Linked DNA regions of Homo sapiens: region 1 is linked to region 2. The links are chromatin contacts, found by Hi-C or POLR2A ChIA-PET in ENCODE. All regions are on one chromosome and are shown on one strand. The core of a region is the stretch at or near the end of the contact, and the rest is flanking DNA. Distances in the headings are between cores, read along the strand shown. Region 1 has its middle 4.7 kb from the start of ALDH3A1. Region 2 holds the start of SPECC1 (sperm antigen with calponin homology and coiled-coil domains 1).

The links. A loop is a pair of places that touch in the nucleus more often than their neighbours do. ChIA-PET counts read pairs that join two places held with the same protein, here RNA polymerase II (POLR2A). Pooled maps may share reads with other maps.
Region 1: a pooled map shows a loop between it and region 2 (3-fold over the local background). The contact joins the enhancer-like site here to the promoter of SPECC1 in region 2. A Hi-C loop is called at or near these places in 1 of 50 pooled maps. POLR2A ChIA-PET finds 5 or more read pairs at or near these places in 2 of 52 experiments (T-cell and WTC11).

The regions. Positions count from the first base shown.
Region 1 is chr17:19,750,222-19,755,722 of GRCh38, forward strand. It overlaps the pseudogene LOC441784. Among named protein-coding and RNA genes, the nearest start is that of ALDH3A1, 4.7 kb to the left of the region's middle. RefSeq lists enhancers at 34-313, 2,510-3,709, 2,562-3,092 and a silencer at 4,670-4,809. Within about 2 kb of position 3,615, at least 23 of the 41 ENCODE cell types and tissues checked have a DNase peak (open chromatin) inside an H3K27ac peak, as active enhancers do.
Region 2 is chr17:20,006,599-20,011,787 of GRCh38, forward strand. It overlaps SPECC1 (sperm antigen with calponin homology and coiled-coil domains 1), which reads left to right and starts at 2,761. Exons shown (of 15, transcript NM_001243439.2): 1 at 2,761-2,826. SPECC1-DT (SPECC1 divergent transcript) reads right to left here and starts at 2,662. Exons shown (of 1, transcript NR_186461.1): 1 at 1,457-2,662. RefSeq lists an enhancer at 1,563-2,130 and silencers at 2,563-3,232, 3,253-3,432.

The sequences.
Region 1 (5,501 bases), core at 2,365-4,864, 260 kb before region 2:
GGGAGAACCATGGAAGCAACTAGCAAAAGCCAGCAACACAGCATTGAGTACACGAAGTGACCAGAACAGTGCCTGGCGGGCCGAGGGCATCCTGGAAAGGTTAGGTGGTGTGGGTGTCATCAAAAGTGGCAGCAGTAGTGGTGGAAGCGTCAGAGCAAGGAGCCTAAAAGCAGTTCAAATCTACGAAGAACAAAATCCTTGTTTGCGTGTTTGGGTTTTGGTTATAGTTTCAGTAGTGGCAAAAGTGTGGGAGTGTGGGTTGTGCTAGAAACTTGCAGATACTTGCTTTTCAGATTTTCTTTTTTCTTTTTTTTTTTTTTTTTTTGAGACAGGGTGTTGCTCTGTTGCCCAGGCTGGAGTGCAGTGGTGCCATCACGGCTCACTGCAGCTTTGAATTCCGGTGCTCAAGCGATCCTCCCACCTTGTGACTACAGGAACCCACCACCATGCCTGGCTAATTTTTAAATGTTTTGTAGAGATGGGTCTCATTATGTTGCCCAGGCTGGTCTCAAACTCCTGGGCTCAATTCATCTTCCCGCCTCAGCCTCCCAAAGTGCTGGGATTGCAAGCATGAGTTAATCTTTGCAAGTCCTAATACTCCATCCCCAATGCCTCATCCTCACCTGGGCTGTCACTCACTCTCTCTCTCCCAGGCCACTGTTCTTGCCCTCTACCTACTCTCCTTGAGTCAGGCTCAGCTGCCTTCTCCAAGTGGCTGCCAGAGAGACATGCGGACGATAAGGACCTGAGCATGTCTCTCCCCTGATTCACATCCTTGGGTGGCACCCCCTTGCTGTCAGGAAGCTTCCTCCCATGGCCTGTGAGCCCCTGCCTGGCCTGGCTCCTGGCTGCCTTGCCAGCCTCACTTCGCACCACTTCCCACCATTCTCACTGCACTCCAGTCTGCTGGCATTCCTTGACTTAACCAGGCAATTTCCTACCACAAGGCCTTTGCACATGCTGTTCTTGCTCCCTGGGACACTTTTTCTTCCACTCTGCACCAGACTAACTCTTATCCATGTTCAGATCTCAGCTTCCCTGACCTCTCTCACCTCTCAAATAAAACCTTCCTTACTTCCAGGAACCTGTCACAACCTGCGTTCATATCTTTGTTTGTGTGACTATGTCTCTCCTTATTCCCCCTTGGACTGGAATGTCCACAAAGGCAGAGATCTCAACTTTTGTTCAGCACCATATCCTGGCACAAGGGAGACCTCTGAAGATACGGAAGCAGCCCACTACACCTAACCATCCCTCTGATGGAAAAGCAATCATTTAGCAAGACGATTTTCAGCAAATTCACCCAAAGCTAGCAAAAAAAGTGTTGAATGAATGAATGAATGAATGAATAGCGAGTTTGCTTAAATTTCAAGGAACATTTAGATTAGATATAGTTGTTGGGAGGGGAAACCACTTTCTTTATACGAGTAGAAGGAGCCTGGGCAACATAGAGAGACTCATCTCTACAAAAAATAAAAAAAAGGAAGGAGGCTGGGTGCGGTGGCTCACGCCTGTAATCCCAGCACTTTGGGAGGTTGAGGCGGGCAGATCACTTGAGCTCAGGAGTTCAAGACCAGCCTGGCCAACATGGTAAAACCCCATCTCTACTAAAATACAAAAATTAGCTGGCCGTGGTGGTGCATGCCTGTAATCCCAGCTACTCGGGAGGCTGAGGCAGGAGAATCGCTTGAACCTGGGAGGTGGAGGTTGCAGTGAGCCAAGATTGCGCCACTGCACTCCAACTTGGATGAGGGCAGAGCGAGACTCCATCTCAAAAAAAAAAAAAAAAAAAAATTAGCTGGGCGTGGTGGCATGCACCCAGCTACTTGAGAGGCTGAGCGGGAGGATCACTTGAGCCCAGGAGGTCGAGGCTTCAGTGAGCTGTAATCATGCCAGTGCACTCCAGCCTGGGGGACAGAGTGACCAGGTAGACCCTGTCTCAAAAAAAAAAGAGAGAGTAGAAAGGAGAAAATTAGGCAGTGGGTCTCAGGGACCTCCCCGTTGGTTAAAAGTGTTATGACTCAGGAAGACAAATGCCACATGTTCTCCCTCATGTGTGGGAGCCAAACAAGTGGATCTCATGAAGATAGAGAATAGATCGGTGGTTACCAGGGCTGGGAAGGGTGGGGAGGTGGGGGAATAAAGAGAGCTTGCTTAGTGCGTACAAACACATATTTAGGTAGAAATAATACGACTTAGTGTTCAGCCAGGCACGGTGACTCACACCTGTAATCCCAGCACTTTGGGAGGAAGAGGCGGGCAGATCACCTGAGGTCAGGAGTTTGAGACCAGCCTGGGTGACCAAGCAAGACCCTATCTCTACAAAAAATGTAAAAATCTGCTGGGCGTGGTGGCACGCACCTGCAGTCCCAGCTACTCGGGGAAGCTGAGGTGGGAGGATCGCTTGAGCCCAGGAGTTGAAGGCCACAGAGAGCTGTAATCCAGTCACCGTGCCCAGCCAAGAGCAGTCAGTCTGTTACAAAGCCCTCTGTTACTGTTACAAAGCCCCTCTTTGGAGAGGCATGAAGTCAGCAGAACTGGCTGTGCCCGGGGCAATTTCCCCACTGTGTCCACACCTTCTGGGGACTTGTAGGAAAGGACTTCTGGGGCTTCTTCATCTCTTTATCTGCTGCCAGTCATAGTGCCTTGGGTCAGAGAAGCTGCAGGTTTGCAGCCAGCGGAGGTGAGTGCGAGCAAGGGGGAGCCTCCCCTAAGATGCTGCAGAGGCCCCAGTCCTCACCCCATCTCCCTTGGACTTTCCTGCTCCCAGGAAGCTGTGGCTCCCAGGCCCAGGCCCTGGCTCCCAGGAAGCCTCTGCCGAGTCAGGACAAAGGGCATCTTAGCGGGGCAGAAGGCATGAGTGCTGGCTGGAGGGGAAGTGGGTACTAGGGCCATCCTGGCTAAGTCAGCCTGCCAGGCAGGATGGCAGCAAAGTGCAAGTCATGGTGAGTTAGGCACGGGCAGCCTCACAGCAGGAATGCCCGGCCCTCCTAGCCCAGGCGGAACCTGCCTGAGTCACCGCCTGGCTGCAGCCCCAGCTGCAGAGCCTCTGCAGACCAGCCCACACCCCGGCCATCCTGGAAGGGACACAGCGGGCATGCCAGGAGGACATGCCAGGGCACGCTTGGGTTGGTACTGCCAGTCTCTTGGGGTCTGGGAAGCCCCGTCCTGGATCTTAACGGACACGGAATGCACCCTCATCACACATGAAATATAATGTTTACTCGAAAAATGCAAAGAAAATTTAAGTTTTGTTTCTTCACAATAATCACACAAATGTAATTTTACAAACATAATACACATTGTTTAGCTCAGACTTTTTCTTTTGTACGTACTTGGTTTGCCCCTTTCTCAATATGAGTGTCTCATCTGTAATCCACAATATTTTCCCTAAGTTTTTCTCAGTGCTTATTTGACATACACAAAAATGTACATGACACACTGGAAGCTGTCAGCATTTTAAAAGCAGAGCCTCATCATGCACCCTCTTCTGCATCTTCTGACCCCACTCCCTCCGGGGCGGCCGGGAGCTGGAGTCCATTCCTCCTCATGGCCGTGTGAAAGCAGTGGTAAGCATGTAGAATGTGCAAGCAACCACAATGTTCCCCGTGGATGGGAGACCACTTTGCCTTCCACTTTGGATCAATGCTCCATGGGCCGCTTTGCATGTCTTGGCGTGTGTATTTCTGCGTGTTAGATCCCAGGGATGCTGGCTTTGTCAGTCTTCACAGGTGTTGCCGGTGACTATCCACCAAGGTGGCCCTAAGGGGCTGTTGTAGTTCCAGCTGGCCTGGCAGTGTGTGGCACTCTGCCGTTTCCCTGCCGCCTAGTGGCTGGTGCATTCCTCACTGTGCAATGGCCATTGGCATTTGCCCATTTCTTGGAAGGGTTTGTGTTTTCCTTGTCAGTGTCTAGGAGCTCTTTGTATATTACAGCCATCTGCATCACTAGTATTTTCCTGAATCTATCATTTATCCACGGACTTTATTTATGGTATATTTTGTTATATAAAAGTTTTTATAAAGCTAAATAGAACTCTCCTGTTTTAGTTTAGATTAGGAGGGTACTCCTTGCCCCAGGATTAATTCCTAATTTTCTGCTAAGATTTTTATTGTTTTATTATTCACTTTGAATCCATCAAGAGTTGATTTTACAAATGCAAATGGAAATGCACATTGATTTTCTTTTTCTTTTTCTTTCTTTCTTCCTTTTTTTTTTTTTTTGAGACAGAGTCTCACTCTGTCACCCAGGCTGGAGTGCAGTGGCACGATCTCGGCTCACTGCAACCTCTGCCTCCCGGATTCAAGCAATTCTGTGCCTCAGCCTCCTGAGTAGCTGGGACTACAAGCACCTGCCACCACGCCCGGCCAATTTTTGTATTTTTAGTTGAGATGGGGTTTCACCATCTTGGCCAGGCCAATCTTGAACTCCTGACCTTGTGATCCATCTGCCTCGGCCTCCCAAAGCGTTGGGATTACAGGCGTGAGCCACCGCGCCCAGCCCACACGTTGTATTTTTTTTTTGCAGATGCACAACCTGTGTGCCAGCATCGTTTAATAACAACTCCACCCCTTCCTGACCCTTTGCTATGTGCCAGGTCTGAGCACTTCCATGTATGAACTCCTTTAGTCCTCACAAGCACCCAAGAGGCAGAAACTATCATTATTTCCATGAGAGATGAGGAACTGAAGAACACAGAGGCTAAGTGATTTGCATAAGGTCACACAGCTAGTGAGTGATCGAGCCAGGTTTCACCCGAGAATCTGACCTGGCATCCCCTTGAGGAGACTCATATCCTGGGGAGTCCTTCCCCCCAGGTTTGCAAACATATTGCCAGAGTGTGGAATACGGTTTTCTCCAAATTCTATTCTCATTCCTAGTCTTGAACGTGTCTGCTATCCCCATTCCCCTTCCCAGGGAAACTGCAAATCACGATGTGCCCAGGTCTGTCTCATCAGTGCTTGCAGAGACCAGTCCATGCGTGGGGTCGCTCATCCACTCTAAAAGAAGTATGAATGGGATGCGTGTTGGTTTCCCAGCTCATTGATTTCCGTTTCTATCAATTCCTAGTTTCTTTTGGTGCTTAAACTATATAGGTCCTTTATTTTTGTTTTCCTATTATAACACAGGAGTGAAAGTGTTTGCTTTTCCTCTGAATTTGCTGCTGGAGCTCAAGCGAGAGTTCGCCTTCAAAGATGCCCTCTACATGTGTGAGGTCACCTGAAGTTCGCTGTCCCCTGATCCTCCTGAACATGAGGGAGAACTGGTTGGATCCCCCAGCTAAGTGGCAGACACTGGTTTTGGTGGCCACAGGGGGCAGCCCGTGTGACAGGCACATGCTAAGGCCTGCCAGTGGAGGAGGTAGTACCTTTGAAGATGCCATTGACCACCTGGCCACAGCCAGCCAGGGGCCTGGTAGCAGGGGGTGTCACCTGAGACAAGCCGTCCTGGATGGCCTCCAGCAACTCAGGGATAACATGGGCTTCGGGAGGGACCCTCTG
Region 2 (5,189 bases), core at 1,511-4,010:
ATGTAGTTAATTAAAAAAGCAAATACTAAAGAAGGATAAAATCATTTACATTAGGTGAGGAGAAGAAAAGGGGTAAAGAAAAAAGAGGGAAATTACAATGTCATTTTTATTCAGAATAGGGAGTTAACAGACAGTCTGAAGAAACTGAGGACGATGTGTATTGCGGAGTATGATTATAAGGCAACTCCCTGAATAAAAATACAAACCTTCCAAATTATCAGAAGAAACACAAAACACAATAAACACAAAATATGCAATGCAAGAGTGAAAAAAGGACCAAAAGGGCTATGAAACAGCATAATATAGCTGTCACATGAATAGGGCTCAACTCATCTATGGCAAGATAAAGATTTTCAGATTTAATCACAAAGCAAAACTTAGTGCTCTAATTCAAGGGATTACCTAAAATAAAGGGTTCAGAAAAGACGAAAACAGCAAAGGTTGTTTGGGGTAACAAACAAAATTCAGCAGGATGGTAAAATATCAGACAAAGTTAAATTCAGGGCAAAGTTTGAACACATTAAATGAGACAAGGAAGGTCATTTTATGATGAAGTGGGAAAATTCCCAAGAATATAAGACAAATGAATATTTATGCACAAATAACATGGTACTATTTATAAAGCAGGACTTCAGAGAAATAAGGAGAAATAAAAACACAATAGTAACAAAAGATTCTAATTTACCTTCTTCCGATTACGTTAGATCAAAATACGTCTAAAAAATAAAGGAGAAAAAATATTTTAAAAAGAAGAAGAAAAAAGCTCCAGTATAACCAAAAACATAAACCTAAGAGCTGATTCTTTGAAAAAAAAATACACTTTTAAAAGTTAACAAAATAAAGAAGCAAAAATACACAAAATAAGATATTTGGGAGAAGTTAAAAGATTCACAAAAGACTACTTTCCTCAACTTTATGCAAATACACTTGAACATCTGGAAAAAAAGGATAATTTGTTTTAAGAAATACATGCTTTATCAAAATTAACTCTAGAATAATTTTTAAAATGTAAATAATAAAATTGCCACAGAAGAAACTTTTCTAGCCTTAAAAGATTTACCCTCCCCAAAGAAAGCATCAGGCTGGGAGGAACATTTTTAACTGGGAAATGATCAAACCTCAAAGAATAGATAATTTTAATGCTCCTTAAATTGTTCAGAGTAAAAGGAAAAAGCAAACATGCCCATTTTTTTTTCTTTTTTTTTTTTTGTAGAGATGGGGGGGTCTCACTGTGTTTCCTAGACTGGTCTCGAACTTCTGGCCTCAAGCACTCCTCCTGCCTCGGTTCCAAATTTTTTATGATGTGAGCATAACATTGATTCTGAAACCAAACAACATTAGACATTCAAAAAGAAAATTATTGCCCATCTCATTTTTGCATATCAATGCAAAGCCTGTAAATAAAATATTAGCAAACAGAATCAAGCAGTATATTTAAAAAAAAAAGACAAGTTTATTGCAGGGATAAACTGGGTTTTTATTAGGAATTTATTATAACTAGGACTCATTACTTCAATATGAGGAAATCAGCTGTCACCCGGTTTGCTCGTCCTTACAGACATCTCCCTCCTCTTCCTCTCTTCCTTTCCAGTGAAAATGTCTTCAAGTTTCCTCTACCAAACCAAAACTTCACCCCACTTCTTTTATTCTTTCCTCCTCTCTTCTCAGAACAAAGGGGTTGTTGCTGACCAGCCCAGGGTTTCTTATTTGGGGCCGGATCATTCTTCCTTGTGGGGCAGTCCTGTCCTTCAGGTAGGATGTTGAGGAGCACCCTCGTGTCTACCCACTTAGGCAACAGTAGCAACTCCCGCATCATGACAACCAAAAATGTCTCCAGACCTCCCCAAATGTACGCGGGGCGGCGAGGAGGGGCAACACCGGCCCTGGTCGAGAACCGCTAGCCTAGGCTCGCCCCTCTACCTGGGCGCCACAACTTGCCAGGGTTGGTTATTCTCCCTGGATCCTTTCCTTCCTCCTCATTTGAGCTTCACGCCCTCAAGTATGACCAAAGGTTCTGTCATTCCACTCCTGCAGTTTTCATTAAGGTCTTAGGCCACTTCCATGTCAAGAAACACAGTGGCTCTTTCTAACCCCTGGCCATGAGGCACCCCTGGAGGAGGAGCCGTGAGGGTAGGGAAGATGCTGAGGGGGATGTTGACCTTGCCGACTTCCAGGCGCCTCCGCTGCATCCCGGAGGAGGCGTTGGGCGGTGAGGGTGCAGCGGGGGGGCGGGCCCCGCAGGATGAGGTGTCCGTGTGCGGCTAGCGCCACAGGCAAGACCGGGCTCCTTGCGGGGCGGAGGTGAGGCCGTGAGCATAGCTCTCAAACTGGAGGGCGCCTCAGAATCACTTGACGGGCTTGCGAGAATGTGGACTGCTGGGCCCCACCTTCATGGTTTTAGTGCAGGAAAAACCGAATAGGCTGGGTGGGACGGAGAATCTGCATTTTCTCAAGTTCCCAGATGAGGCTGAAGCTGCTGGTCCGGGCACCACCCTTAGAAAACCTCCAGTGTAGAGTGCGGAAATGGGGTCCACATCTGGCTTGGGACGCCCAAACATCGATTATGTGCGACCAGAGGATGAGCAGATAGGGAGATGAGACACTGAGAGCTGGGAGAGAGGGGGCCCCCGGCCGCCGGCTGAAGGAGGACGGCGCAGGCGGCGGTCCGGGTACTACATCTCCCAGCGAGCCCCGCGCGGCTCGCGCTCGCCCCCTGGCGGCGATGGCTGGAGGCGCCGGCGGAGCGCGGGTCCCTCTCCTGAGCATCAGTGAGCGCCCGGAGCCGTGGCCGCTGGGGGTTGCGGCGGCGCTGAGCCAGCGGGGCCGGTGAGTACTAGCCGCGCCGCCAGCCCGCCCGCCGGCCGGCTCTTTGCGCCTCAGCCGCGTGGTCTGAAGGGATGGGCGGGCGAGCGCGGGGGTCCGGCAGTCCGTCGTGGGGGCACGGGACTGCCTTTCTGGGAAGGCGTGCTGCGTCTTCGCCGCGGGGGCCCCGGTCCCCTCGTCGCGTGTCCTGTCCCCAGCCCAGGAGGGACGTCCTGGCCTGTCCTGCCCGGCCCGGAGCGGTGGGACCGGTGCCGCAGGTGGCAGCGGCAGGTGGCCGCCTCCTCCCCTCCGGGCCCGAGGGTTGTCGCAGGGACCCGGGACTGAGAGCCAGGTGGCTCCCGACAGCTGCGGCCCTGGAGGCGACCCCAGCCCTCGCCGCAGTGGGACAGGTGCGCGGGCACGCCCGGCCCCGGCTCCTGGGTCTCGGGAGCCTCCCGCACCCTCCCTGTTGTGCCTTGGGGGTGCTGCGTGGTGCAGAGGACCGAGAAGCCCTTCGCCCTCGGCGTCCGCCGCGCTCCCGCCCCTTCCTGGCCGGGGTGACAGGGGAAGGGCTAGGGCTGCGCATCCCGGGTCAGCTGGGGCGCCGCGGCGCAGTGCACCTGGAAGGCCCGGGGGCAGCGCGCGGTGCCCGTGGGTTTCCCGGTGGTGCGGACCTGCGGGCGTGCGGAAGTAACGACCTCCTTCCCCAGTGCCCATGCAAGGAAATTAGTGTTATGTGCTTGCTTTTTTTTTTTTTTTTTCCTAAGGAAGTTTGACTCTGAATATCTTATTTTGCTGGAGCTCCATTTGCCAGCACGTAAGTTTATGTAATAAGCGGCATACAGTTCGGAAAAAAATTTTCCTGTGAAAGTGCTCTTCCTTGCCCTCTGCAGGAAGAATTACGCCGAGCTGGTTGGCAGGCTTATCCACCAGCAACTGTAGGAGCTGCAGGCAGCAGATAAAGTGTTTTTTGAGTAAGGGCACAAGTCAGCCCTTCAGGACAATTTTTGTTTTTGGAAGATTCTGTTATCCAGTTCCAAACACCGTGTTATTTCAGTGTTGAAGATGGGGGAGGAGGGAGGAGCACAGGCTTGTCAATCCTAATACCTCAACAGAAATTAGCTTTGCAGGATTAACTCTCCAAGCAAGCGAGTTGAATTTGGTAGCCCAAACTACAGCTGAAGCTGAGCCTCCATACTAAAGCCTGTCTCAGTTTTAATAGTTTTTCGCTTGATTCGTTTGCCTCTTCCAAGTAGGTGATCTTATTGTCTGTTAAACAACAGATGTCTCTCATGTTTTTACTTTTTTCCTTGTCTTCCATAGATTACTCTCGCTGCAGTGTTGACTATTGAGGTTAAATAGGAATCTTTGTCTTGGGCTTGGTTTTAGGGAGCATTCCCTCTGTATCTTCACCGAGTGTATTCTATCACATTAAGTACATTTCTGTTTATGCCTAATTACTAAGAGTTTAAAAAGTCAAGGGTGGGTGTTGGGTTTTTTGCCCAAATGCTTTTGTGTAGCATGCATTGATATGATCATGTAGATTTTCGTCTTAAAATTGTTAACATAAGTGGTGGTCACATTGCTAGATTTTCTTTCTCTAAAACCCTGGGCTAATTTAAAATGCACTTTTGGATTGTTCACATCAATAAGCTAGCATCTTATTTAGGGTTTTGGTATCTGAGTTTGGCATATAGTTTACCCCATTTTTATCTGTGTTCATAACAAGGATCAGGCTGTCCTCTCTGATTAAATTGGGAAACTTTCCATCATTTTCTATGCTCTGGAATAGAAGAATTATCTGTTCCCTCAAGTTTGGCAGAACTTGACTGCAGACTGCCTGGGCTGCTGCTGGTGTTGTTTAGGCAGTTAATATCAGTATTTAATTACCTTTTCATTTTTTTCATGATCATTTATTTTTCTCAGTTTTTCTGTTTCTTCAAAGTAAATTTAATATTTTCTGTTTTCCTAGAAAATCATTAACATTATTGAAATTTAATATATGCTAGCATAATGTTGTATATAGTATTCTGGTGTAAGAAAACAGACTCTTACATATCTGTATGTATCTGTATGTTCTCTTTCTGATACAGTACTTTTTTTGGTACCTTTTCTCTTTTTTTTTGATCAGACTTGCTTAATGATTATTTTATTAATCCTTTCAAAGAACCAGCTTTTATTAACCAGGATTTATTGATTAATTCTATTGATTTTTTATTTTTCTATGACATTAATTTCTGTTTTTTATCTTTCTACTTAATTTGAGTTTATTTTGTTCAAGTTTTAACTGTTTGAATGGAAAACCTGGCTCATTTATTTAATCAGTCCTGTGAACAAGGCAAGGACTTCTAATTCTTTCATTCCACTTACCTCACATTTGGCCTTAA